Linked DNA regions of Homo sapiens: region 2 is linked to region 1. A link is an interaction called in ENCODE POLR2A ChIA-PET data of the cell type or tissue named here. Cell type or tissue: OCI-LY7. All regions are shown on one strand. Each heading gives the region's core, and the rest is flanking DNA. Links, peaks and the distances in the headings are about the cores only.

Region 1 (15,153 bases), core at 190-8,189:
TATGGACATAAAAGTTCCTTTGGGTAAATATCAAGGTACATGATTGCTGGATTATTTGTAAGGATATGTTTAGTTTGTAAGAAACCGCGAAACTGACTTCCAAAGCTGTACCATTTTGCATTCTCACCAGCAGTGAATGAGAGTTCCTGTTGCTCCACATCCTTGTCAGCATTTGGTTTCACTGCCCACTTAACTCAGCAGCTAACTGTACCAGAGAAGGTTGTACATGAGTAATGTGACTCTATATAATAAAGCTAAATCTTTAGGTGCCCTGTAGAGCAGTAATGGTTAAGAACATGGGCTGGGCATGGTGGCTCATGCCTGTAATCCCAGCACTTTGGGAGGCCGAGGCAGGTAGATCACAAGATCAGGAGTTCAAGACCAGCCTGGCCAAGATGGTGAAACCCCATCTCTACTAAAAATACAAAAAATTATCTGGGCGTGGTGGCAGGTGCCTATAATCCCAGCTACTTGGGAGGCTGAGGCAGAGAACAGCTTGAACCCAGGAGGCAGAGTTTGCAGCGAGCCGAGACCATACCACTGCACTCCAGCCTGGGCAACAGAGTGAGACTCTGTCTCGAAAAAGAGAAAAAGAACATGGATGCTAGAGCCAAATTTCCTGGGTCCATTTCCATACTCTATCATGTCTAACTAGTTAACCTTGGATAAGTTGCTTAACTTCTCTGTCCCTCATTTGTTTCATCAATAAAAAAGAAGAATAGTACCTACCTCTTGGGGTTGTTGAGTTAATGTAAAGTATTTAGAACAGTGTCAGGCACAGAGTAAGCCCTCAATAAATTTCAGTAATTAGGCCAAGCACGGTGGCTCACGCCTGTAATCCCAGCACTTTGGGAGGCCAAGGCAGGGGGATCACGTGAGGTTAGGAGTTCGAGACCAGGCTGGCCAACATAGCAAAATCCCTGTCTCTACTAAAAATACAAAAATTAGCCAGGCATGGTGACGCGCACCTGTAACCCAGCTACTCAGGAGGCTGAGGCAGGAGAATCACTTGAACCCGGGATGGGGAGGTTGCAGTGAGGTGAGATCGCGCCACTGCACTCCAGCCTGGGCACTCCAGATGGAGCAAGACTTCATCTCAAAAAATAAAATAATCCAGTGATTATTACCAAAGACATGTATATTTTAAACAATTCAGTTTAGATTGTCAGAAAATGACTGACTAGAAAAAATCCTTGAAAGTTTTGGCTCTCCACAAGAACACATGGAAAGAGATGGATTTTTAGCCTTCATTTTTTTTTTTTTTTTTTGAAGCAAAGTCTCACTTTGTCACCCAGGCTGGACTGCAGTGGCATAATCATAGCTCACTGCAGCCTCAAACTCCTGGCCTCAAGTGAACCTCCCACCTTGGCCTCCCAAAGTGCTTGGGATTATAGGCAGGAGCCACCATGCTGGGCCATCAATGGCTACACTTTTAAAATCCTCACACAGTGAAGCAGTGTATCAGACATTCCAGAGTAATAACCCCAGGTATGCAGTTGAAGACTTGCTATAGCAAGTACAAGTAAGACAGTTTTTCTGTGTCCACACAACAGAAACCAACTTCATGTTGATAATAGCATTGCAAGCGCCTTAGCTTCCCACTGATGTTCAGATGCTAGGTTCTGGTTTTATGGACTCAAGGAGGTGTGTTACATCCTTCATCTTGAGCTATTTTGTGCACTGTATGTTTAAAATGATGCAAGAATTAAACGATCACAAATCTGCATGTCTTAAGTGACCATTACCATTTCCTCCATCCTGCCCTCCATACATGTGATTTTCCTCTCTAGGGGCCCTTTAGCTGCTAGAGAAAAAAATATGAGATTTCCTGTCTGTCTGCCATGACTTACCTATCTTCTATCCCTCATTCCCCAGAGAAGCAAAGGGCCAGGAAGAGAGAAGGAAGAAGAAGGGATATGGGAATATGGGGAACTCTCCAAGGAGAAGCAAGGCAGTCATCTGCCTTCTCCAGAGCAACTATTTTCCTGGGGCCTCAGGAAATGTGACATGCCTGTTGAGACTCTAATGAGTGCAGCAGCCAGGTTCTGTGGTCTCATTTTCCAGTGTGAAATCCTTTGTTCAGTGTGGCTTTAGCTATAACACCACGGAGGCCTAGAGACAGCAGGTTGCTGACTGGTGCAAGTATCTTTATTCAGTCACTAAAAATATATATACTAAGGAACTAAAATGAGCCAGAAATATTTCTAGGCACCAAAGGGAATAATACATTGTTCCTTTCCTCAAGGAGCCTACATCAGAATGGGGAAAGACAGACAATAAGTAAACAAATAGATCAACAAAATTCTGTAAGATGGGCTGGGCATGGTGGCTCACGCCTGTAATCCCAGCACTTTGGGAGGCCGAGGAAGGTGGATCATGTGGTCAAGAGATCCAGACCATCCTGGCCAACATAGTGAAACCCTGTCTCTACTAAAAATACAAAAATGAGCCAGGTGTGGTGGCACATGCTTGTAATCCCAGCTACTCAGGAGGCTGAGGCATGAGAATCGCTTGAACCCGGGAGGCGGAGGTTACATTGAGCCAAGATCTCACCACTGCACTCCTGCCTGCTGATAGAGTGAGACTCCATCTCAAAAAAAAAAAAAAATTCTCTAAGATGGTATGCAGAGCACAAAACAGGATGATGCATCTGCATCACTGGGTCGGTGCAACTTCAGATTGAATGGCCGGGGAAGGCAGCTTTCTGGAGGCGGCCATTGACCTGAATAACAACGATATATCTTAGGCCAGGTGAGATAGCTGAACCTGTAATCCCAGCAGTTTGTTAAGCTGAGGTAGAAGAGTCACTTGAGCTTAGGGGTTTGAGACCAGACTGGGCAACATAGTGAGACCTTGTCTCTACAAAAACAATAAAAAAATTAGCCAGGCACGGTGACGTGCACCTGTAGACCTAGCTACTCAGGAGGCTGAAGTGAGAGGATAGCTTGAGCCCAGGTGGTTGAGGTTGCAGTGAGCCATGATCGCACCACTGCACGCCAGCCTGGATGACAGAGTGAGATCCAGTCTCAAAAAAAAAAAAAATAGTCTCAATGTTCAGTCTGGGCTAGATAGTATTTTGCTTTGGAAACCTCTATGAGCTGGGGTGTCCCTCTTCCCACAAAGAGACAAGCATGAAATTGGATGCCAGGCTGCATCTAGAAAGGTATGGGAACTGTCTCAGCAGGGAATTGCTTCAGCACTTCTACACCCTGCCACAGTGGAAATGTCAGTTTACAGAGCTAGCTGCCTCCACTCGAGCTGCTGTTGGTCTTCTGTCCCAGTCAGTGTATCTGTTCTATAGTGCTGATACTAAAACCACAACAAAAGCACCTTGCTGTAATAGCTCCAACTATAGTGCTAGCCAGACCGTGTCTCCTGTGGACCCGGTATACAAATTTCTCACCCTCGCATGGCAAGCTCAGTGCATGCAAATAGTTCTGTCATTTAGAGCATCATCATCAAGGGATTGTACTTTACAGAGGATAAAATCTCACTTTAAAAAAAAATCGGCTGCTGGACGCGGTGGCTCACGCCTGTAATCTCAACATTTTGGGAGTCCAAGGTGGGTGGATCACCTGAGGTCAGGAGTTCGAGACCAGCCTGGCCAACCTGGTGAAACCCTATCTCTACTAAAAATACAAAAATTAGCTGGGCATGGTGGTGGGCACCTGTAATCCCAGCTACTTGAGCGGCTGAGGCAGGAGAATTACTTGAACCCAGGAGGCGGAGGTTGCAGTGAGCTGAGCTTGCGCCATTGCACTCCAGCCTGGGCGACAGAGTGAGACTCTGTCTTAAAACAAAACAAAACAAAACAAAAACATCTGCCATGTAATCCAACAAGAGAAAAAAAAAGTAAAGATTAATTATGAACGTAAGCAACTCCATCCAAAAAGGAAGCTGTTATGGTTTGACTGTGCCCCCAAAGTTCACGTGTTGGAAACATAAGCCCCCAGTTCAACACTGTTGAGAGGTGGGACCTTTAAGAGGTAATTAGGTCATGAGAGCTCTGTCCTAATGAATGGATTAACGTTATCTCAAGAGTGGGTTCATTACTGCAAGAGTAGGTTTGTCATAAAAGCTAGTTCAGCCCCCTCTTTCTCTCTCTTGGACTTTCTTGCTTTTCTTCTTTCCACCATGAAATGATGAAGCAAGGAAGACCCTCACCAGATGCTGGTCCCTTGGACCTCTCAGCCTTCAGAACTGTAAGAAAGAAATATGTTCTTTATAAATGATCCCAGTCTGTGGTATTCTGTTATAGCAGCACAAAACAGACTAAGACAAAAGCTGGCTAGACAATAAATATTTCATATCCCTCCAAATTCTCTTTTGGTCTTTTTAATATGCATCGGTACATTTTCCACAATTTTAATCAGCATAAATACACAGGTCTGTATCTTAGTTTTTTTCTACTTTACATTTTTCATATAATACATTTCCACATATTAATATTGCTCCCATGTGTCATTTAAACAGTCTTATAGAATCTAAGCATATTGAAATTCTTTTTTTTATTTTTACCTCTTTTTTTTTTTTTTTTCCTGAGACAAGGTCTTGCTCTGTTGCCCAGGCTAGAGTGCAATAGTGACATGATCATAGCTCACTATAATCTTAACTGGGCTCAAGTGATCCTCTTGCCTCTGCCACCCCAGAAGCTAGGACTACAGGTGGGAGCCACCATGCCCAGCTAATTTTTTAATTTTTTTTTTGTAGACGCAGAGTCTTGCCATGTTGCCCCGGCTGATCTTGAACTCCTGGCCTCAAGCAATCCTCCTGCCTCAGCCTCCCAAAGTTCTGGGATTACAGTCTCGAGCCACTGCACCTGGCTTTCTTTCCATTTTTGAGGATTAAAATTACTTGAAATTTTCCAAATATATTATACAAGGTCTTGCTAAGAACTTAGTAGATTTCTTTATTGTTGTCTTTTTTCTCTCTCTTTTGCCTTGTAGAAATATCCCACAAAGTGAAGTAACCAAGTCAACAAGTGTGAACAATTTTATAGCTCTCCTTAAATTTACTATACAGCTCTCAGAAACAACGGAGCCAGTTTATAGCAGGAGCCATTAGTGGGTGTGGACCTCTTTTCTAAGATCTGCTTCTAAACTTGGCTTTATCACATAAAGAGAGAAAAGCATTACAAACAATTTGAAGGAATTCTTTGTCTTATAAAAAAAATTCTGAAAACCTCCTTGTATTCCCACTAGGAGGTATAGTTAACCTTGCAACTCCACAAACAGACCACTTTACACACTTGCCCAGGGGCCTTTGTTTTTGCTTGCCCCTCCTCTGAAATGCTCTCTACAGGTGATTAAGTGGCTTTTCCCTTTACTTAGGTGTCTACTCAGGTAAAATCTTAACCAAGACGCCTTTACTTAAAATGTCCCTCTGCCCCACCCTGAGGCTTTTAACTTGCATAGCCCTCATCATCACCTGACATAATATGTACTTCTTTGCTTTTATAGATATTATCTGTGTCCCTCCACTAGGATGTCCATTTCATGGGAATAAAGACTTTGTCTCTTTCATTTGCTTCTATATTCCCGGTGCCAAGAAGATGCCTCATACATAGTAAATGCTCACTAACTATTGTGGAATGAATGAGTGAGTGAATGAACCAAGTGTCTGATTACATCATCATTAATTGCTTGGCATTCTGGAGTTAGCGCTGAAAAGCTGTGCAAGGCCAGTTATTGGGGCTAAAAAGTTTGCTGGCCAGTGTGGTTGTTCATGCCTGTAATCCCAGCACTTTGGGAGGCCGAGGCGGGTGGATCATGAGGTCAGGAGTTCGAGACCAGCCTGGCCAACATAGTGAAACCCCATCTCTACTAAAAATACAAAAACTAGCTGGGTATTTAAAAAAAAAAAAAAGTTTGCTGGTCATGAGTGTTTTTGTTTTTTTGTTTGTTTGTTTGTTTTGTTTTTGAGACAGAGTCTCACTCTGTTGCCTAGGCTGGAGTGCAGTGGCTCGATCTTGGCTCACTGCAAGCTCTGCTGCCCTAGTTCAAGCGAGTCTCCTGCCTCAGCCTCCCAAGTAGCTGGGATTACAGGCTCCTGCCACCGTGCCTGGCTAATTTTTGTATTTTTAGTAGAAATGGGGTTTCACCATCTTGGCCAGGCTGGTCTTGAACTCCTGACCTTGTGATCCAACCGCCTTGGGCTCCCAAAGTGCTGGGATTACAGGCGTGAGCCACCGTGCCCAGCCAAATAGTCCTTTTAAAACACTAATGGGGCCTGGCACGGTGGCTCACACCTGTAAAACCAGCACTTTGGGAGGCCGAGGCAAGTGGATCACTTCAAGTCAGGAGTTTGAGACCAGCTGGGCCAACGTGGTGAAACCCTGTCTCTACCAAAAATACAAAAATTAGCTAGGCATGGTGGCATGTGCCTGTAATCCCAGTTACTCGGGAGGCTGAAGCAGGAGAATTGCTTGAACCCCGGAGGTGGAAGTTGTAGTGAGCCAAGATCACACCACTGCTCTCCAGTCTGAGCCAGAGTGAGACTCTGTCAAAAAAAAAAAAAAAAAAAAAGAAGAAAGAAAGAAAGAAAAGAAAGAAAGAAAGACGAAAAGAAAAGAAAAGAAAGACACTAATGGAACTTATGAATGGTCTCCTCTCAAAAATGCATACTCAGAAATCTTAGTGTATGGTTTCAAGAGGCTGAACCTGCTAACATTCCCAATGAGTCCAGAAATCTGTTTTAGAAGCATTGCTCTAGGAACTACATTGCCACCTAGAAATCACAAACAGGTGGCCTAACAAACCACACTTGTTTTAGTTTGGCTCCTGCAGGAGTGAAAGGCACAGAGATTGTTTCTTAAGTTTTGAATTAGTTGCCCAAAATTTAAACTTCAGAAGATTTCACATCGGAAAAACAATCCGTATTTCTTAATTCCGTTGAAAACTCAGAAGGCCTAGGAGCACTTGGCCCACAGTCCTAGCTACAGATAAGCTATGGCAGCCCCACCTGGAAGATGTCCTCTTCCCTTTACTCTAGTCCCCACTGCTCCTTGTGGCTTCTATGGTTTTGAAGCAGAGCCTTGGTGACCGTTTATTATTAGGTTTGCACTGTTGTTTTCCTTTTTCTTTTTCTTTTGTTTTTTTTGAGATGGAGTTTCACTCTGCCATCCAGGCTGGAGTGCAGTGGCATGATCTTGGCTCACTGCAGCCTGTGCCTCCTGAGTTCAAGCAATTCTCCTGCCTCAGCTTCCCAAGTAGCTTGGACTACCAGTACCCGCCACCACGCCTGACTAATTTTTTGTGTTTTTAATAGAGACGAGGTTTCACCACGTTGACCAGGCTGGTCTCGAACTCCTGACCTCAGGTGATCTGCCCGTCCCCGCCTCCCAAAGTGCTGGGATTACAGGCGTGAGCCACAGCACCCAGCTACTCACTGTTGTTTTCTTAAGCCTGAGTTAAGAGGAAAGCAGAATAGACTCTGCCTCCTTTTTTCTGAAGTCAGGATCATTTCATTTACGTCATATGCCTGGCCACTGCAGAGATTTGACTTTAGACCCCTTGCCTAACTCAACTATAAATGATAAGGTTAAGGAAACTAGGACCCAAAAAGATTAAGAGACTTGTCCAAGTTTACACGGAGGCTGACTTGAGCTCTGGTTTTCCTAATTGCCATATGTGTGTTTGGTCTTTGTCCCTGGTTCCTGGCACAAGGCTCCTAAAAACGCCTGACATTTCCTTGGCTGGGCACGGTGGCTCACGCCTGCAATCTCAGCACTTTGGGAAGCCAAGGCGGGTGGATCACCTGAGGTCAGGAGTTCGAGACCATCCTGACCAACGTGGAGAAACCCCGTCTCTACTAAAAATACAAAATTAGCCAGGCATGGTGGCGCACGCCTATAATCCCCATGTACTCAGGAGGCTGAGGCAGGAGAATCTCTTGAACCCAGGAGGCAGAGGTTGCAGTGGGCCGAGATCACGCCATTATACTCCAGCCTGTGCAACAAGAGTGAAACTCTGTCTCAAAAAATAAAAATAAAAATACAAAAATTGGCCAGGCACGGTGGTTCATACCTGTAATCCCAGCACTTGTGGAGGCCGAGGCGGGTAAGGATCACCTGAGGTCAGGAGTTCGAGACCAGCCTGGCCAACACGGTGAACCCTCATGTCTATTAAAAATACAAAAAATTAGCCGGGCATGGTGGCAGGCGCCTGTAATCCCAGCTACTAGGGAGGCTGAGGCAGGGAGAATTGCTTGAACCCAGGAGGTGGAGTTTGCTGTGAGCCAAGATGGCGCCATTGCACTCCAGCCTAGGCAAAAAGAACAAAACTCTTTCTGAAAAAAAAAAAAAAAAAATTTAGCTGGGCATAGTGGTGCATGCCTGTAATCCCAGCAACTCGAGGAGTTGAGGCAGAAGAATCGCTTGAACCCGGGAGGCAGAGGTTGCAGTGAGCCGAGATCACGCCACTGCACTCCAGCCTGGGCAACGGAGCAAGACTCCATCTCCCAAAAAAAAAAAAAAAAAAAAAAGTCCTGGCATTTCCTAAGAGATAGGAGTGTCTTGTTATTCGTAAGGAGCAATTTGATCACATCTGAGCTTAAGTCACTAATGAGTGACTTAGGGCAGGGCCCGCAGGTAGCCTCAGGATGGGGCTGGTCATCAAAAAGACCAAGTGATTAGAGGGTTGAAACTATTAGCCCCATTCATTGACCTCCAGGAAGGGAAGGGCAGTGCTGGAGAGTAAACTCTATTTTTTTTTAAAAAAACAACTCTTGACCGGGCGTGGTGGCTCACACCTGTAATCCCAGCACTTTGGGAGCTGAGGCAGGTGGATCACGAGGTCAGGAGTTCCAGACTAGCCTGACCAACATGGTGAAACCCCATTGTCAGGCCTCTGAGCCCAAGCCAAGCCATCACGTCCCCTGTGACTTGCACGTATACGCCCAGATGGCCTGAAGTAACTGAAGAATCACAAAAGAAGTGAATATGCCCTGCCCCACCTTAACTAATGACATTCCACCACAAAAGAAGTGTAAATGGCCGGTCCTTGCCTTAAGTGATGACATTACCTTGTGAAAGTCCTTTTCCTGGCTCATCCTGGCTCAAAAACACCCCCACTGAGCACCTTGCGACCCCCACTCCTGCCCGCCAGAGAACAAACCCCCTTTGACTATAATTTTCCTTTACCTGCCCAAATCCTATAAAACGGCCCCACCCTTATCTCCTTTCGCTGACTCTCTTTTCGGACTCAGCCCACCTGCACCCAGGTGAAATAAACAGCCATGTTGCTCACACAAAGCCTGTTTGGTGGTCTCTTCTCATGGACGCGCATGAAATTTGGTGCCGTGACTCAGATCGGGGGACCTCCCTTGGGAGATCAATCCCCTGTCCTCCTGTTCTTTGCTCCGTGAGAAAGATCCACCTACGACCTCAGGTCCTCAGACCCACCAGCCCAAGGAACATCTCACCAATTTTAAATCAGGTAAGCGGCCTCTTCTTACTCTCTTCTCCAGCCTCTCTCACTGTCCCTCAACCACTTTCTCCTTTCCACTCTTCAATCTCTCCCTTCTCTTAATTTCAATTCCTTTCATTTTCTGGGAGAGACAAAGGAGACACGTTTTATCCATGGACCCAAAACTCCGGCGCCGGTCACAGACTGGGAAGACAGCCTTCCCTTGGTGTTTAATCATTGCAGGGACGCCTGATTATTCACCCACGTTTCAAAGGTGTCAGACCACGCAGGTATGCCTGCCTTGGTCCTTCACCCTTAGCGGCAAGTCTCGCTTTTCTGGGAAAGGGGCAAGTACCCCAACCCCTTCTCTCCTTTTCTTTACCCCTTCTCTGCTTTTCTGAGTGAGGGGCAAGTACCCCTCAACCCCTTCTCCTTCACCCTTAGCGGCAAGTCCCGCTTTTCTACGGGGCAAGAACCCCCAATCCCTTATTTCCGCGCCCCAACCTCTTGTATCTCTGCGCCCCAATCCCTTATTTCCACGCCTCGACCTCTTATCCCTGTGCCCCAATCCCTTATTTCCGTGCCCCAACCTATCTCTGCGCCCCAATCCTTTATTTCCGCACCCCAACCTCTTATATCTCTGCACCCCAATCCCTTATTTCCGTGCCCCGACCTCTTATCTCTGCGCCCCAACCCCTTTTCCCACTTTTCTGGAAGGTAAGAACCCCCGAACTCCTTCCCTCCGTTTCTCTACTCTTTTCTCTCGGCTTGCTTCCTTCACTATGGGCAACCTTCCACCCTCCATTCCTCCTTCTACTCCCTTGGCCTGTGTTCTCAAAAACTTAAAACCTCTTCAACTCACATCTGACCTAAAACCTAAATACCTTATTTTCTTCTGCAATGCCACTTGACCCCAATACAAACTCGACAGTAGTTCCAAATAGCCAGAAAATGGCACTTTGAATTTTTCCATCCTGCAAAATCTAAGTAATTCTTGTAAAACAGGCAAACGGTCTTAGGTGCCTGACGTCCAGGCATTCTTTTACACATCAGTCCCTTCCTAGTCTCTGTGCCCAGTGCAACTCGTCCCAAATCTTCCTTCTTTCCCTCCCACCTGTCCCCTCAGTACCAACCCCAAGCATCGCTGAGTCTTTCTAATCTTCCTTTTCTACAGACTCATCTGATGTCTCCCTTCCTCCCCAGGCCGCTCCTCGCCAGGCCAAGCTAGGTCCCAATTCTTCCTCAGCCTCCGCTCCTTCACCCTATAATCTTTTTATCGCCTCCCCTCCTCACACCTGGTCCGGCTTACAGTTTCGTTCCGTGACTAGCCCTCCCCCACCTGCCCAGCAATTTACTCTTAAAAAGGTGGCTGGAGCTAAAGGCATAGTCAAGGTTAATGCTCCTTTTTCTTTATCACAAATCAGATAGCGTTTAGGCTCTTTTTCATCAAATATAAAAACCCAGCCCAGTTCATGACTCGTTTGGCAGCAACCCTGAGACGCTTTACAGCCCTAGACCCTAAAAGGTCAAAAGGCCGTCTTATTCTCAATATACATTTTATTACCCAATCTGCTCCCGACATTAAATAAAACTCCAAAAATTAGAATCTGGCCCTCAAACCCCACAACAGGACTTAATTAACCTCACCTTCAAGGTGTACAATAATAAAAAAAAAAGTTGCAATTCCTTACCTCCACTGTGAGACAAACCCCAGCCACATCTCCAGCACACAAGAACTTCCAAACGCCTGAATCGCAGCGGCCAGGCATTCCTCCAGAACCTCCTCCCCCAGGAGCTTGCTACACGTGCCGGAAATCTGGCCACCAAGCCAAGGAATGCCCGCAGCCCGGGATTCCTCCTAAGCCGTGACCCATCTGTGCGGGACCCCACTGAAAATCGGACTGTTCAACTCACCTGGCAGCCACTCCCAGAGCCCCTGGAACTCTGGCCCAAGGTTCTCTGACTGACTCCTTCCCAGATCTTCTCGGCTTATCGGCTGAAGACTGACACTGCCCGATCGCCTCGGAAGCCCCGTAGACCATCACGGACGCCGAGCTTCAGGTAAGTCTCACAGTGGAAGGTAAGCCCGTCCCCTTCTTAATCAATATGGAGGCTACCCACTCCACATTACCTTCTTTTCAAGGGCCTGTTTCCCTTGCCTCCATAACTGTTGTGGGTATTGACGGCCAGGCTTCTAAACCTCTTAAAACTCCCCAACTCTGGTGCCAACTTAGAAAATACTCTTTTAAGCACTCCTTTTTAGTTATCCCCACCTGCCCAGTTCCCTTATTAGGCTGAGACACTTTAACTAAATTATCTGCTTCCCTGACTATTCCTGGACTACAGCTATATCTCATTGCCGCCCTTCTTCCCAATCCAAAGCCTCCTTTGCGTCCTCCTCTTGTATCCCCCCACCTTAACCCACAAGTATAAGATACCTCTACTCCCTCCTTGGCAACCGATCATGCACCCCTTACCATCTCATTAAAACCTAATCACCCTTACCCCACTCAACACCGATATCCCATCCCGCAGCACGCTTTAAAAAGATTAAAGACTGTTATCACTCGCCTGCTACAGCATGGCCTTTTAAAGCCTATAAACTCTCCTTACAATTCCCCCATTTTACCTGTCCTAAAACCAGACAAGCCTTACAAGTTAGTTCAGGATCTGCGCCTTATCAACCAAATTGTTTTGCCTATCCACCCCGTGGTGCCAAACCCATATACTCTCCTATCCTCAATACCTGCCTCTACAACCCATTATTCTGTTCTGGATCTCAAACATGCTTTCTTTACTATTCCTTTGCACCCTTAATCCCAGCCTCTCTTCGCTTTCACTTGGACTGACCCTGACACCCATCAAGCTCAGCAAATTACCTAGGCTGTACTGCCGCAAAGCTTCACAGACAGCCCCCATTACTTCAATCAAGCCCAAATTTCTTCCTCATCTGTTACCTATCTCGGCATAATTCTCATAAAAACACACGTGCTCTCTCTGCCAATCGTGTCCCACTGATCTCTCAAACCCCAGCACCTTCTACAAAACAACTCCTTTCCTTCCTAGGCATGGTTAGTGTGGTCAGAATTCTTACACAAGAGCCAGGACCACACCCTGTAGCCTTTCTGTCCAAACAACTTGACCTTACTGTTTTAGCCTAGCCCTCATGTCTGCGTGTAGCGGCTGCCACTGCATTAATACTTTCAGAGGCCCTCAAAATCACAATCTATGCTCAACTCACTCTCTACAGTTCTCATAACTTCCAAAATCTATTTTCTTCCTCATACCTGACGCATATACTTTCTGCTCCCCGGCTCCTTCAGCTGTACTCACAATTACCATTGTTCCTGGCCCGGACTTCAATCTGGCCTCCCACATTATTCCTGATACCACACCTGACCCCCATGACTGTATCTCTCTGATCCACCTGATATTCACCCCATTTCCCCATATTTCCTTCTTTCCTGTTCCTCACCCTGATCACGCTTGATTTATTGATGGTCCACCAGGCCTAATCGCCACACACCAGCAAAGGCAGGTTATACTATAGTACAAGCCACTAGCCCGCCTCTTAGAACCTCTCATTTCCTTTCCATCGTGGAAATCTATCCTCAAGGAAATAACTTCTCAGTGTTCCATCTGCTATTCTACTACTCCTCAGGGATTATTCAGGTCCCCTCCCTTCCCTACCCATCAAGCTCGAGGATTTGCCCCATCCAGGACTGGCAAATTAGCTTTACTCAACATGCCCTGAGTCAGATAACTAAAATACCTCTTAGTCTAGGTAGATACTTTCACTGGATAGGTAGAGGCCTTTCCTACAGGGTCTGAGAAGGCCACCACAGTCATTTCTTCTGTTCTGTCGGACATAATTCCTCAGTTTAGCCTTCCCACCTCAATACAGTCTGAAAACAGATGAGCCTTTATTAGTCAAATCAGCTAAGCAGTTTTTCAGGCTCTTAGTATTCAGTGAAACCTTTATATCCCTTACGGTCCTCCATCTTCAAGAAAAGTAGAATGGACTAAAGGTCTTTTAAAAACACACCTCACCAAGCTCAGCCACCAAAAAGGACCGGACAATACTGTTACCACTTTCCCTTCTCAGAATTCAGGCCTGTCCTCGGAATGCTACAGGGTACAGCCCATTTGAGCTCCTGTGTAGACGCTCGTTTTTATTAGGCCCCAGTCTCATTCCAGACACCAGACCAACTTAGACTGTGCCCCCGAAAACTTGTCATCCCTACTATCTTCTGTCTAGTCATACTCCTATTCACCGTTCTCAACTACTCATACATGCCCTGCTCTTGTTTACACTGCCGGTTTACACTGTTTTTCCAAGCCATCACAGCTGATATCTCCTGGTGCTATCCCCAAACTGCCACTCTTAACTCTTGAAGTAAATAAATAATCTTTGCTGGCAGGACTATGCTGAATCTCCTTAGGCACTCTCTAATCAGATATCCTGAGTCGTCCCAATTCTTAGACCTTTTATACCTGTTTTTCTCCTTCTGTTATTCCATTTAGTTTCTCAATTCATCCAAAACCATATCCAGGCCATCACCAATCATTCTATATGACAAATGTTTCTTCTAACATCCCCACAAAATCACCCCTTACCATAAGACCTCCCTTCAGCTTAATCTCTCCCACTCTAGGTTCCCACACTGCCCCTAACCCCGCTTGAAGCAGCCCTGAGAAACATCGCCCATTCTCTCTCCATATCACCCCCCAAAAATTTTCGCCACCCCAACACTTCAACACTATTTTGTTTTATTTTTCTTATTAATATAAGAAGGCAGGAATGTCAGGCCTCTGAGCCCAAGCCAAGCCATCACGTCCCCTGTGACTTGCACGTATACGCCCAGATGGCCTGAAGTAACTGAAGAATCACAAAAGAAGTGAATATGCCCTGTCCCGCCTTAACTGATGACATTCCACCACAAAAGTGTAAATGGCCGGTCCTTGCCTTACGTGATGACATTACCTTGTGAAAGTCCTTTTCCTGGCTCATCCTGGCTCAAAAAACACCCCCACTGAGCACCTTGCGACCCCCACTCCTGCCTGCCAGAGAACAAACCCCCTTTGACTATAATTTTCCTTTACCTGCCCAAATCCTATAAAACGGCCCCACCCTTATCTCCCTTCGCTGACTCTTTTTGGACTCAGCCCGCCTGCACCCAGGTGAAATAAACAGCCATGTTGCTCACACAAAGCCTGTTTGGTGGTCTCTTCACACGGACGCTCATGAAACCCATCTCTACTAAAAATACAAAAAATTAGTGGGGCGTGGTGGCGCTCGCCTGTAATCCCAGCTACTCAGGAGGCTGAGGCAGGAGAATTGCTTGAACCCGGGAGGTGGCGGTTGCAGTGAGCCAAGATAGTGCCACTGCACTCCAGCCTGGGCAACAGAGTAAGACTCCGTCTCAAGGAGAAAAACAAACAACTCTTGAGCAATGAGAGTTGATGCTCTTCTGGGTTGGTGAATACATTGAGGTGCTAGGAGGGTGGTGTGTCTGGAGAGGGCTTTCCCTGATCCCCATACCTCGCCCTATGCATCTCTTCCATTTGACTTCCTGAGTTGCAGCCTTTATAACAAACTGATCAACATAAATAAGGTATCCCTGAGTTCTGTGAGCCATTATTTCAAATTATCGAATCGGGTGGGGGGTGGCGGGGGGCGGTTACAGTAGCTCTTGATTTGTAGCAAGGACAGCCAGAAGTGCCGGAACCTGAGACTTGTAACTGATGT
Region 2 (15,153 bases), core at 3,065-11,064, 220 kb after region 1:
CTGGTCTAATACCTGAAAGAAATTAGGTGTATGGATAACAGCAACCCTTGGCTAAATCTGACTGTAGACATGTCACCTCATCTAATAGTAATATACAGGACTGGAGCGGGAAGAAAAGACTTGTTAAAGATGATTATAGTGGACTGGGATTATTTCAAGCCTAATTAGAAGACCATTTTCATTCTAAGTGAAGCAAACTCAGTATGTTGACAATGTTATTGCTGCAATTCACTAACGAAAGTGTGCTAACATGAATCACAGGATTCTGAAGTCAGCATTCTCAGGTAGTTTAAAAGGATGAAGGATTTGAAATCTGTCATTTCATTTGTTGCAGAAATATGACCAAGATAACCACCCTTTTCTTCAGTGCCTCTTAACATGAAGCACTGAAATTTTTTCTGACCTTAAAGGTAAACGAAAGTTCCAAGCCTAATCTTGTATTGTAATAATTATAATAGCTAATATTTACTGCATTCTTAGGTGCACTTTGCAACTAAATACCTTCCATATATTCTCAGATTAATCTCTGCAACTCAAAGAAGCATTTTGTGGCTCAGGAACCAAGGTTCAGAGAGATTTCTATCTTTCCTGAGATTACTTTGCTAACAAGACCACTAAACACATGGGTGTCTTTGTTACATAATTTGGGATTGTTGGAGCCCACCAGTTTTGGACACCAGAAGCCCTCTGTGGTCAAACAAGATTAGGTTTATTTAACTTGTTGGGCAAGAAAAGTGCATACCCATATTGCCACAGTGAAGAGAAATGAGTAGATTTGGGCTTGTGCTGGGTGGTTCTAGTAGGGATTTAGGGAAGCAAGAACCCATTTTCTTTTGGGTGTCATCAGAAAGTGGGATCAATTTGGTGTCTTGGTAATTTTTATCTAAGAGGTGGGAAGATTGAATAGGGACTTAGATTGTCATCAGTAAAGAAAGCAGAGTACCTCATATTAGTTGGAAGAGGGGGACATTATTTATTTTGTGGCACAGAGGGTTCTCATACCTGTCTTGGTTCAGACTTGATTGTGGATTGTTTCTATCTTGTTCTTCCATGGTCACAGAGTGGCCTTGTCTGAAAATTATTTGCATAAGCAAATTTTTGCTGAGTTATAAACACTCAAACAGTATAGCCTGACCTGTCAACTCTCTGGGCTCTGTTTATTCCTTTTCCTTCTTCCCTTCCTTCAACTCTCCCTTCCTCTATCTAGTTCATTAGTAGTTAATTTTTGCCTTCCAAAGAATAATCAAACAATCTAGGTCCTTCATTCTTCTCTGATAGAGTGTTAGCATAGGGAAGGTTTTCAGATCCGGAGAGATGTAGTCTTGAATCCTAGGTCAGTCAGTTGACAACTACTTGACTTTAGGCAAATCACATCATCTTTTTGGTCTATCTTTCCATATCTTTAAAAAATAGAAATTTATTCCATTGTGTGAATGCACCAGAGTTTATTTAATCTTATTCACCCACTAAAGGACATTTCCATTATTCCCAGTTTGAGTCTATTAAAATAAAGCTGTTATGAACACTGCAAAAAAAAAAATAGGAATGATAATTACCTTTCAGGGTGTTTTGAAAATTAGGGTTAATTTACATGAAGTGATTGGAACACATGGTTCAATCACGAATAGTGGCCACCATTGAGAAGGCATAAACATTTGTCAAATGTTAATTTGCTTATACTTTATATTTCTAACAGCAATGAAAATACTTTTTATACAACAAATTATTAGATTGTAGAAGGTAACAGAAGGTGGGGAGAGCCAAACTTTCTGAATGTGATTATCTACTACTGAATGTTAGTTATATGGTAAAACTTGCTATAGTTATTGTTTTGTACATTTATTAAAAATTACAATAAATAGATAACATGGTGCTATGCATTTAATTAGTGAAAAGCACAAGATCATTTTAAAGTTCTTAATGGTTCATTCCTGATAAATTTTTATGAGATACAGGCAAGAATGCTATACTTACAGGCTGTGCAGAAGGAATGACTATCTGATGAGGGCTATAAAGAAGAAATGGAAGATACACAAAAGCTATTTTTATTGTAGGGGTAGAAAAAGATCTTGTTAAATATTTCTGCTGAAGGTTTGTTTCTTATATACAAGGCCAAGATCAGGGTTAAATTAGAAGAATCAATACTAAAGTTAGTTCTGAATTGTGGGATGGTTTTTGTTTTCATCTTTGTATTTTGCTATATTTTCCTATTTTCCAGGTTTTCTGCAGAAATATTCTATTCATGATTAGAACAAAAAAAAATGTAGTCTTCTAAAAATCCTGTCTTTTTCTGAAGTTGCTAGGCCTCTCAGCCATGGTTGCCAAAATCTGGACACCATGCATGTGTGTGTATGTGCGTACACACCCACGCCTGTGTACATGTGTCTCATAAAACATCCTTAAGCATGAGCTAGACATTAAACAGTCTTGGAGATTCTAGTTCAGAATTTACCTCAAACGTGTGAATTATGGAAATTCATGGTTCATCACAGATGGTTGGGATGTTGCCAAGATACATCCTTTAGCACGCCTCTGTTTGCTTTATGTGAACATTAATAACTCTGTTCCAGGAGAAATACAATTGAAAAGCATCCTGTACATGAAAAAAGTTATTGCAAATGACTCACTTTTTGTGTGGTTCCTTCTCTCCCTTTTTCCCTCCTATCGTCACTTTAGAAGTCTGGCCTTCATTTTCGACACACAGATAATACCGTCCAGTGGTTAAGAGCGATGGAGTCTATTGGTCTACCCAAGGTAAGCCTTCACGCACTGGAATCTGAACTAGAAAGGCAAAGGGGTAGTACACAAACATCTCTTTATGAGCAATGACTTTGGAGACTGGGTTATGTTAATGTAGAAATGAGAAATGTGAGGACTAAAAAACATGGAAAGACCTATCCAAAGTAACATATGGCAAGAACTCAGAATGAGGGATGTGCCCAGATTGAGAGCAGCCAGGTAAAATTGTGCACAAAATAAAGGCAGAACAAGCTATAGCTGGTAGATAGGTGAGCTATCTAAAATAGCCAACTCCCTTTCTTGTGTTGCTATTTGTACATAAAGATTCTAAGTCTCAGCCACTTTTGGTGGCTCATGCCTATAATCCCAGCACTTTGGGAGGCTAAGGTGAGAGAATCACTTGAGGCCAGGAGTTTGAGACCAGCCTGGGCAACATGGCAAGACCCTGTCTCTATTAAAAAAAAAAAAAAAAAGAAATCTCATTGTATTAGTATACACTTTATTACTGTAAATTATTATAAATTTATTTTTTGTAAATTATTGTTATTATTATTTCAAGACAGAGTCTGGCTCTGTCGCCCAGTCTGGAGTACAGTGGCTTAATCTACCACCTCCGCCTCCCATGTTCAAGTGATTCTCCTATCTCTGCCTCCCAAGTAGCTGGGAACACAGGCAAGTAGCTGCCCCATGCCCAGCTAATTTTTGTTTTTGTTTTTGTTTTTGTAGAGACAGGGTTTTGCCTCGTCGGCCAGGCTGGTCTCAGTCTCCTGAGCCCAAGCAATCTGTCCACCACGGCATCCCAAAAGTGCTGGGATTACAGGGATGAGCTACCATGCCCGGCGTATAAATTATCATTATAAATCATAATATCACTTGTAAAGGCTAGTGGGTTATAGCTCTTACTCCTAAAATAGATCTCCTAAATATAATTTAACTCAGCAAACATTCAGTGCTTGTTAAATTTGAAGAGCAGGCATCCTAAAGTCTGTGAGAGAATTAGGCAAGTGGAGGAAATGAGGAAATAATTACATTTGATAAAAATTGTAGAACTATTTTTTTAAACTTGTTATTTTGAAATAATTATAGAATCACAGGAAGTTGTAAAAATAGTACTTCTATGTTTATCCTTCATTCAGCTTTCCCCTAGTGGTGACATCTAACTGCAGTACATGTTAAATTGACATTGGTGTATTAGTGTAAACTAGACTACAGACCTTTTTCCATTTTCACCATTTCATATGCATTTATTTGTGTAAGTGGGCATGTGTGTGCATGTATGTGTGATTCTGTGCAGTTTTATCCCATGAATAGATCTGTGTAACCACCACCACAATCAAGACACAGACACACAGAAGAGTGGTCCTTCTGATTGCATCCCTCCCCCAGCCCTGTTCCCTGGCAACCACTAATATGTTCTCGATCTCTATAGTTTTGGCATTTTGAGCACAATATATAAGTGTAATCATATAGCGGGTATCCTTTGAGTCACATCGTTTCCACTCTGTATATGGTCCTTGAGACCCATCTGGGTCAATAGCTTGCTCCTATGTGTTGCTTAGTATGTACAGCTATTTTTTTTTTTTTTTTTTGAGACAGAGTCTTGCTCTGTCACCCAAGCTCGGGTGCATTGGCACAATCTCGGCTCACTGCAACCTCCGCCTCCCAGGTTCAAGTGATTCTCGGGGTTATCACTTACAGGCATGCACCACCACGCCTGGCTAATGTTGGCCAGGCTGGTTTTGAACTCCTGACCTCAGGTGATCTGCCCACCTCAGCCTCCCAAAGTTCTGGGATTACAGGCGTGAGCCACTGCACCTGGCCTGAAATCTGTTTCTTATCAGGCTGTTAGTTTCAAGTTTAAGAAAAAGAGTAAGAAATAGTATGTAGGATAACCCCCCGAGTTATCAAGTGTAACCTCCCGAGTAGCTGGGGTTACAGGTGGGCACCACCACACCTGGCTATTTTTTGTATTTTTAGTAGAGACAGGGTTTCCACATGTTGGCCAGGCTGGTCTCGAACTCCTGACTTCAGGAAATCTGCCCGTCTCAGCCTCCCAAAGTGCTGGGATTACAGGCATGAGCCACCATGCCTGGCCTGTACAGCTATTTTTAAAAAATTATTTAGGAGTGGTCTCGCTGGAGGTCAAGAGGATAAGCTACTGGCTTATGAAGACCTCTGTTGTGCCAGGTGTGCAGTGAAAAACACCCACTGCCACAGAAACAGAAGATTCTTTAAATGTAATTTATTAATGCCCATTTTTAATATAATTGTGCTCATATCTGTTTTAGGTCAGTCTCATTTTATCTTGAAATGATCAGTGTTTAAATTTTGTTCTGCCATTTTTAATCAAACTATTTTCTCTTCTCCTAAAATGCCCAGAACGTTAAATGCTGTTTCCTTCTAGGAACTGGCTGTAATACATAATTCATATTTCTGGATTGTGATTTAGCAACTACTAACTAGAGGCTGGATGATAAACCGATTAATAAAAAACGAATTTAAACAGAATTGTTTTGTATAAGGCAACATCAAATTCAGATAATTTCATTGGATTTGATAGATTTGATGTAAACCTTTTCAAATTGTATGTATTTAGGGCCAAACAAGTGGTGTTATAGAGCAGATTTTATTTTAACATTGGTTTTTATTATGAAGTCATTGATATATTGCATTGCAGGGGCAAGAGACTGTACTGAGTTGACTTTGATGTATCATATTTAACTTGTATTCCTTCATTTATCAATATTAAGTGCTTACTCTGTGCTCAGTATCATGCTAGGTGCCAGAAATACAATGCTGCATAAAACATTCTGGTGAATGATAAATTGATCTCATCTCCTTGCTGAAGGAAGTCATTTATAATGGCTTTCCAGGAGAAATATAAATATAAAAGATTCTTGTTTAAAGAAAAGGGAAGAGGCAATTGTAGTTATTCTCTGCTTACATAAAAAACTTTAAACCGGTAATACTCTTTTTTGTTGTTTTTTGAGACGGAGTCTCGCTCTGTCGCCCAGGCTGGACTGCAGTGGTGCCATCTCGGCTCACTGCAATCTTCGCCTCCTGGGTTCAAGTGATTCTCCTGCCTCAGCCACCCAAGTAGCTGGGACTATAGGTGTGCTCCACCATGCCCAGCTATTTTTTTTTTTTTTTTTTTAATTTTTAGTAGAGGCGAGGTTTCACCATGTTGGTCAGGCTGGTCTTGAACTCCTGACCTCACGTGATCTACCTGCCTCTGCCTTCCAAAGCACCACCATGCCCAGCTAATACTCTTCTGAATTTAGGGATCCTCTTCTCATTGATACTTTAGTAGCAAATGCATTAAAGGAAAGTTGGAAAGGCTTTTTAAATTTCTTAGGCTACTGCCATTTCTTTAAGTACTTAGTAATTATATATTTTGTAGCTCAAGAAACTTTGCTTCTTTCTTTTCTCAGCTTTTCTCAGTGACCAATAGGAAATTGCACTTGAGTATCACGTACTACCATATGATGCATTATTTTAGTTTTTGATGTCAGTTTTTATAAAATATTTACTTAAAGTAAATAATGTCTAAATGATTATCTTAATTTTAAAAGCCTCAAGCTTAATTATTTTTTGTGTGTGCTTAGGAACAGAGAAGTTTGGTGCCTCACTCTGAAATCTGTTTCTTTTGTTGATTTGTTTGTTCGTTTGTTTTGTTTTGAGATGAAGTTCTGTTCTTGTCACCCAGGCTGGAATGCAGTGGCACGTGCTTGGCTTACTGCAACCTCCACTTCCTGGGTTCAAGCAATTCTCCTGCCTCAGCCTCCCAAGTAGCTGGGATTACAGGCATGCACCACCACGCCTGGCTAATGTTGGCCAGGCTGGTTTTGAACTCCTGACCTCAGGTGATCGCCTGCCTCAGCCTCCCAAAGTGTTGGGATTATGGGCGTGAGCCACTGCACCTGGCCTGAAATCTGTTTCTTATCAGGCTATTAGTTTCAAGTTTAAGAAAAAGAGTAAGAAATAGTATGTAGGATAACCTCCCGTGACACACATTTACCTATGTAACAAACCTTCACATGTACCCCAAACCTAAAATAAAACATGTTAGAAAAAGGAAAAGAGTGTGAAGGTGTATTCAAAACTTTGATGTTCAGACCTTTCAGTCTAGTAATTTCATATTTAGATGATTATCCAAAATAATCAGATGCTCAGAAAATACAGAAATATTCATTGCAGTGGCTTATAATAGGGAAAAATTAGAAGCAAAACAAATGTTCAACCATGGATTAACTGGCTAAGCTAGGGTTCAAAAATATAAACGAATCATATACATCTATTAAAAATAATCTTATAGTATAATGAAGGGGATGGGAAATAATTGTGTTCTGTAAAGTGTTTTAAACAGGTTACACTAAGTACAATTTTGTTTTCACATGCACACATATATATAAACCTAAAAAAATCAGAGACATACAGAAAAAAAGACCAGAAGAAAAATAGGGACAAAATTGCTAATAGTGACAATCTGGGAGGTGGGGTCATAGATGTTTTTCCTTCATACCTTATATACTTTCCAGATTTTATTTGGTGAAAATGTCTTACTTTAAACAGATTTTTTAAATGTGTGTGTGTGTGTGTTGTATATGCATGTATACATGTGTACAGAGCACATATGCCAAGTTTTTAACAATGCAATAAAGTGGCTAATAACAAGGACACCCTTCTCAGGCCCATGGGACCTCTGGGAAGTCACAGGAGTGTGAAGGCTACAGGAGGCAGAGCCCACATGTGCTCATATGCCCTATGAAATGAAACACTGCCACTAGCACTGTGGACACAGCCTTCTTGGAGTAGCTGGCTGGGGACCCCACCATCCTCCTGTGGACCACTAAGAGGCATGCTGTCAGGCAGGGGTCCAGATATGGTGATTGGTCTATCTCTACAGCAAGATGAAGCAATGGCAGAGAGGTTCCTCTATATTTAAATAATTATAGGATAGCAAGGACAATCAAAATAGGGTCATTTTGGGAAGTTAAAATACTTGTGAGAAGCAAAACATATAATAAATATTGTTTCTTTTGTTTTCCAGATATTTTATCCAGAAACAACAGATGTCTATGATCGGAAAAACATACCAAGAATGATATATTGCATTCACGCACTGAGGTAGGGGGAAAATGCAGCTAAAAGGTGCTCTAAGAAGTAGATTTAAATAAAACTAAAATTTCAATTTTAAAAGAGGTTTTAAGTTACTTTAATAGTTTGAAGAACTTTTTATTAAATTCCATTGTTTTGGATTTGCTGGTACAAAATTAAAATAATGGTCACATATAAGCAATTCTTGAACTTGAAAAATGTTTTTCTGATTTTTAAATCTAACTCAAAATAGAAAACCAGAAAATGATTGAAAACCATTAAGTACAATAAAGAGAAAATTTAGGTTGAAACTTCTAGAAATCCAATTGTAATGTACTACTATATTCTTGAGTTATGACCTAGTTTACAAATATAATGCAGATATATCAAATGAGCAACTTTAATAGTCATAATTTTGGTTTAATGAGTTAAAATTATAATTTAGTTCAATTCTTACAAATTAAGAAAATAGAGGTAAGAATGGTTTCTTTTGATCTTCTGTTCAATAGAATTTGTACCCTAAGGATAAAGAAGAAACATAGTAGTTTGGTGTAAATTAGTCAAATCAAGACACATTCATTATTTTAAAGCAATTGTTCAATAACTTAATTTTTGAAAATGCTGAAATTCTGCTAGTTCACAGATTACATTTTATCTTATTGGCCTGGAAGAAATGTGATTTTTAGATGGTAACAAAGATTATTCTAAAAATCCAGTTTGTGGCTGTTGTCTTGAATGTACACAGGTAATGGTTTTGGAAGACTTCATGTCTGATTAAATTTTAAATTACTTTTAGAACATCTGCCTTGTGTTTTCATCACTAGAAGTCATTTTCCTGGCAGAGTACTCTGCCTAGAGGTTTATGTTGACTTCTTCCTGGCTCTTTTCCTCTCCAAAGGAAAATGCTTCTACAATAATTCATGGTGGTGTTGGCTTTCTAGAGAAGAAATTTGATTATGTCATATAATTTGACTTTTTCCCCCAGTCAGTACTTATGGGATTGCTTTGGAAGATGACAGTTGCTAGAAATATAGACCAAGTGTAGGTGCCTTTGCTATGATTTTTTTTTATTCTAGTAACTTAGAACAACTGGTTAAAAAAAGAAAAACAGCAACAGTAAAAACAAACCTACTTCATGCTGCCTTCTCAGATGTGGCGAGAGTATCATTATGCCACAGGTTTTCTAAAAGCTCCTTGTGCAAAAGTGCTTATGTTGAGGAATATTTTCAACTTGTGTTGCCTGATATTCTTTATTAAATATTTTTCTGATCTTAGAATGATAACACTATAGTTAGTACTGGGTCTATGAGCTGCTAAGCCAGCCACGACTAGTTAATGCCATTGCTACATGTGTGCATCACAGTGCTAATCTCTAGTTCTGTCGCATGCTCGTGGGCTGTCTCGTATAAGTTTCAATTGATTTTCTGAAATAGACAACTGGGACATTCATGTTAAGGAGCTTATAAACAAATGGTATGCTAAGTTCCTTTCTGGTGATATCATGGTTCTCCTAAAGGAGCTATCTAGAGCTGCACTTAGACTTACATGTGTATTTGCCATGGTTTTAACAATGGCTTGAATAGCTTGGTAAACAAAGAAAAAACAACTTTTTGTTTATTATTACCAATTGTATACAAATATTGATGTGATATTTTCCAGGACTGTGTTTTTCAGTTATTCATCATAGACATCTCCATTACTTTTACTCATCCTGGAGGGGATTCCTGTTGGGTCATGTCATTCACCAGATCTGATCTTAAGTAGGATATTTTATCTTCAAAAGCAATATTTATTTAGTAAATAGCATTCTCCTCGCTTTTCTTTGTTCTAAATTATTGTATAGCTGCCTCTCACTATGGAGCCGAGAAGTCCCAAGTGTATCTTGCAGCTTTTTCCACCAAAACTTGTTCCTGCTATGATTTAAAATGCAGTCAGTCACTCAAAGGAGGCTGATATTCTGCTTTGTTGTGCAAGACACATTTGAAAGCTGAGGAACAATCCTCTAATAAATACAGTGGGTTTGATAAATACTCTTGCTGCATAGTTAGAAATGATGATGGAAATGAACTAACATGTCTTCAGCTTTTATATCCTGGCTGCAAATACAGCACTGCTGCTGTATTTGAGAGTTGTTATTACCTGGTAGAGTAATTAGGCAGGTCAGAGATTCTGATTATAACTCAGAAGCCAGCAAGGAAGTTTCCCTAGGAAGTTAAGCTTGCCAGGCGCTGCCTTCTTCCTGCCCCAGCCTGTGGGCCTGACTTGATCTAAAAAGTTAGCTCTTAGCCCTGACCAAACTTGTCTCCTATTCCCTGTCATCTTGATTTGGGCTTAACAACCTAACTTCTGGGTGCTTATGCTTGCTTCCTGTTTGTATCTGTGTTCCCCTTTGCTGCCTGCCCCTCACCTTATCATTTTATTTCTGATCCCAGTCTCGTGTCCTACCACTCACCAATCCCTGTGTCAGTTTAGCTTGGTGTTCTCAAGCCAGACTCCATGAACATTACCACAGCAGCAAAGGGAGGAAATTCTCAAGCTTCACCTAATGTAGACAGACTCACCTTAGCGGTGGATGGCATCTTTTTTTTTTTTGAGATGGAGTCTCACTCTGTCACCAGGCTAGAGTGCAGTGGTGCAATCTCAGCTCACTGCAACCTCCACCTTCCGGGTTCAGGTGATTCTCCTGCCTCAGCCTCCTGAGTAGCTGGGACTACAGGCACGCACTACTATGCCCAGCTAATTTTTTGTATTTTTAGTAGAGACGGGGTTTCACCATGTTGGCCAGGATGGTCTTGATCTCTTGACCTCGTGATCTGCCTGCCTCAGCTTCCCAGTGTGCTGGGATTACAGGCATCAGCCACCACGCCCGGCCACATCATTCTTTTTCTAAAGAAATGTTTGTCTTTTTCTCATTTTTTCAAAAGTAATGTATGCTCATTGTGGAAAAAATTGGAAAATCCAGGAAGAATGTTAAAGAAAAAGCTAAAATACCCACTATCTCAACACCAAGTAAAAACCACTGTAACTATTTTGATATCTTTGAACTTAAAGTGTATACTGCGTATGGCATGTTTTACTTTTGTGGCTTCTTTTGGAATGTTATAAAGCCTCTGCCTTGAAAAGGAACCAGTTTAAGAGTGAGAGCCTTACTAACTAGTTACTATACTAATTTTTAAAAAATATCTGGAGGCCTTTTACGTAAGGGTAAGAACACTTTTTTGACATGTTGTTTAGTGCCCACCTTATTAAAGATGTATAATAAATGATATTAAACAACTGTTACTTGTTTAAACAGTCATAAAAGTGAGTTCCTTGAAAGAGTTGGAATAATTTAGTAGAAATGATGTTTTGAGTACTTCAGATACCTTAAAGAGCAGGTGAAATGCCCAGGTACGTTATTACAAACTTACTACACTGGAACCTATTCTGTAAGACCCATACTACAAGTTTCACTCATTTTGTTTATTATTTATAACTAGTTTTGAGTTGTCCTTGGCTATTATATTATTTTGATACCTACCCAGAATTGACATAATCTTCGTGGCACCAGAAACAAAAGAATACCCTTTCAAACCTGCCATGATTACAGATCTGGGTTTCGGATGGATCACTTGTGAGTCAGAACATGGCGCAACTTTGGGTTCTTCTCCCATGGCGAGTCAGACCCTGGCCACAGGCATCAGGCTAAACTTTCTTTGTTTAAAAAAAAAAAAAAAAAATCAGACCGCATTTAAGTACCCGGCTTTCAGGTAGGTCTTTATTTACAATCTGGTCCCCACCCCTGCCCCCCTTCCCCATTACCCTGAAATAATTTACTTTCTTAAGTCTCACTTGACCAGCATTGTATAATCCATTGTCCTGTCATAATGATGTATTGGCCTGATCCATTAACATTATTAAAAGCTTATGTATGCCTTTTAAATATTTTTTTTTTAATTAGTTGGGCTTTCTAGAGGTTTTCATCCCCTGGGAGACAAGGGATTGACTGTACCCAGTGATCCTTAGGCTTTTGGGCTGATTTATCATCTCAGATCATGTTTCTAGTCCTGCCTCCACTTAGTTAGTGGATGTGACCACCAGTGCTGGACCCTCTTTCTACCCGGTGTTTCTGTCACCACCTATGCTCCTTGGTTCTTCCTTATCTTGGGGCACTTCCTTTGTTTTCTGGGACTATTTAGTTTACTCAAAGTTCTTGGTCTTTATTCTTTCATGTAGTATAAATAGTATAAAAATATCTATATATAAACAAATATAGGCCAGGTGTTGTGGCTCATGCCTGTAATCCCAGCACTTTGGGAGGCTGAGGCAGGCAGATCATGTGAGGTCAGGAGTTTAAGATCAGCCTGGCCATGATGGTGAAACCTCATCTCTACCAAAAATACAAAAATTAGCCAGGTGTGGTGGCAGGTGCCTATAATCACAGCTACTCGGGAGGCTGAGGCAGGAGAATCGCTTGAACCTGGGAGGCGGAGGTTGCAGTGAGCTGAGACTGTGCCACTGCACTCTAGCCTGGGCAACAGAGGGAGACTCCATCTCAATTAAAAGAAAAAAAAAAAAGCATGGTGGCACACGCCTGTAGTCCCAGCTACTCGGGAGGCTGAGGCAGGAGAATAGACCCAGGAGGCGGAGATCACAATAAGCCAAGATCGCGCCACTGCACTCCAGCCTGGGCAACAGAGCGAGACTCCGTCTCAAAGAACAAAACAAAACAAAACAAAACAAACAAACAAAAAACAGATATAGAAGAAACAAAGTACTTGTGTTTTAATAATGCTCCCCAACTTGTTAAAGTCAATATAAATACACATTCGCTATTTATCTCTTTTTTTTATTACAACTTCCTTTTTGGACACTGTATATTATTCTCTTGATTATTGTTTTGAACCTGTGGCCTTTCTCAGACTTAACCAAGATTAATATCTCTTTCTTTTTGATGAACCAGATTGTTTCAGCTTGGTCAGTCTGAGCTCTTTCTGGCCCACTTCCTTGTCCTTCTAGCACCGTCCCTGACATTCTTTGAAATATCCTTGCTCGTGGTCACAACAGGATGTTCCAGTCCTATCCTGATTATTTCTGCTTTGAGATGTGGAACCACCACTCTCTAGGGATTCCTCTTAAAAGTCATGTGTTTATATTAATTTTTCAAGTTTAACCTTATTAGCTTACTGGATTCTGCTTTTCTTGCTGTCTAGTTCATTTGACCATTGAGATTCTTCTACATGGGCAGCCACAAACGGAAGCTATGTCTGCCTCTCCTCTGTGATAGGATTACTCTTCCCGCTGCTGATACTGTAGCTGTGTCGCAGCAGCCATGTTTTCAGGTGCAATGGTGATGCCATGGCTCTGGCAGACCCACTTCTGGTTCACCAGCCGTCCAGGTACTCTGGGAGCTTTGTGGAGTAGAGTTTGTCTAGCCAGCTCCCACACAGCCAGGTGGCTGTCTTGCTTACCAGGTGGCCTTTGAACCTGCTCCTCAGGCATTAATGCATAACTTTCCTTGTCTTAACACTCTGTTCCCTTAGAACCTTTTCCTTCCCTAAGAAACTGATTGAACCCTTATATCAGATTGATTATATCTCTAACAGTGAACATATTTGCATTTATAAATAAGATTTCCAAAGACAGTTTCTTAGCTCAAAGGACAGGCTCTAATCCTAGGTTCTCAGAAGGGATATCTGGAGATGGCAGTATTTGGAAGTAAGGTGAGGGAGGCAGTTGCACCTGCTTATTTCTTTCAAGTCCTTCCTTGCTCAGAATTCTCTCTGTGCTCTGAACCATTCCTTTCCCTTTCCTCCTCTTTCTGTCCTAAATTAGTATGGTGGTTATGCCTTTCTGTCTTCCTAAATTCTGAGCTCTTAAGAGACTATGAACCACATCTTGTTACTTCATACAGCTTACGTGCTATTGATTCCAAGTTAAAGTCTCTGGAGTTTGTATATTTAACTCTTCAGGAGGTTTAATTGAACTAATTTCTCTATGATAAGGCTACCTCAGGATTCCTTTGGTTTGGGGCTGAAAATTAGGTATAGAACCCTGGATTTTGATATGATATTGGCAGTGATATATGTGACTAAGATGGAAAAATTTGGTTCAGTAAATAAAACTATTTCAAACATGGAGTCTGTGGTGAAATAGAGATTCTTGGCATTGGAAAAAGTAAGAAAACCACTTTGATAGGTTATCAATAAGTGTTTGTATACAAAGGACACATTTATTTAACAAAGAATAGTAAGAACAAAGGTTAACACAAATGGAGCTTTTAACTATGTGCCTGGCACTGCACAAAATACTGTACTGGTATAATCTCATTTTATCTTCATAACATATCTGTGCAGTGGTCACTATTATTACTCCCATTTTATCACCAAGGCAGTTGAGGCACAGAGAGGCTGCCGAAGGTCACACAGTTAGTAAAAACCAGGATATGTGAGAACTGAACCTGTGCTATTATGAATTCAGCCAGCCAATGGCTTCAAAAGAAGTCAATTATTTCCCTACTTCTAAGAAAATTAAAAGAACACTGGTATCAGACTTGAACTTCAGCACAGGCCTCTCAGCTATTATATTTAACATGTTTTAAATGAAGAATCATGGAACTTGAGAAGGGGAAGGGCCTTGGGAAGTTATTGTAGTCTAAGTCATTCATTTCACAGATAAGGGAACTGAAAGCTTGGGTTACGTGACTTGCTCTTAGTCACACACTGAGGTTTTACCAGTTTTGGGACCAGGATTCAGCGCTTCTGGATTCTAGTCCTGTGGTCTTTCTGCTCTACCATGAGGCTTTGATATACAAACATTCATTCCACATGTTATAGTACAAAATGAGCTACACATAATGTGATCCAAGAAAGCTGAAATAAATTTAGCTCCTGCCTTTTAAGTTTGCATTTCATTACGATAGTACCTTTTAGTGTATATCCTGAAAGTATAGAAAAAACTAATACCACTAGTTTTATCTTGAAAGTGGTAGAAAAAACTAATGCCATGTGATATTGGCAGTAATGTATGTGACTAAGATGGAAAAATTTGGTTCAGTAGATAACAACTACTACTACTACTACTACTATATACTACTTTCATGATATACACTAAATGGTATTTTTTAAAACTTTCTTTATTGCTTCCTGGACTTTAAGTGATATTATTTGTACAAGTAGGAGCACATGGGTCAATGAGTCGGTAGCTACCTCTGGGCAACCCCTCCGTTGCTGGCCTCACTCAGCTGCACAGGTGTGCTGTAGCTTTTGGTGTGGTAGGAGGCTTGCTACCTCACAAAAAGTGCTCTCTTAGACATGAGAAGCAAAGGTGACATTAATT

What was found. ChIA-PET counts read pairs that join two places held together with the same protein. Peaks named below come from ENCODE experiments on the same cell type or tissue, not always from the same donor. Only the 100,000 strongest peaks of a DNase experiment are listed, where the experiment ranks them.
Region 2: POLR2A ChIA-PET joins it to region 1 with 29 read pairs; 3 of 35 experiments call an interaction of 5 or more read pairs at or near these places.

What each region holds. Positions count from the first base shown.
Region 1 is chr5:76,348,420-76,363,572 of GRCh38, forward strand. It overlaps a transcript of SV2C not described here. Among named protein-coding and RNA genes, the nearest start is that of SV2C-AS2, 44 kb to the left of the region's middle. RefSeq lists enhancers at 2,816-2,885, 8,493-9,472. In OCI-LY7, for the core only: no CTCF peak of the experiment used is centred there; DNase peaks (open chromatin) are centred at 1,752, 2,932, 3,362 and 3,927; H3K4me3 peaks cover 1,853 bases; H3K27ac peaks cover 4,255 bases.
Region 2 is chr5:76,567,904-76,583,056 of GRCh38, forward strand. IQGAP2 (IQ motif containing GTPase activating protein 2) reads left to right here. Exons shown (of 36, transcript NM_006633.5): 4 at 2,677-2,754; 5 at 7,790-7,866. Among named protein-coding and RNA genes, the nearest start is that of F2RL2, 48 kb to the right of the region's middle. RefSeq lists an enhancer at 14,324-14,413. In OCI-LY7, for the core only: a CTCF peak has its summit at 3,912; no DNase peak of the experiment used is centred there.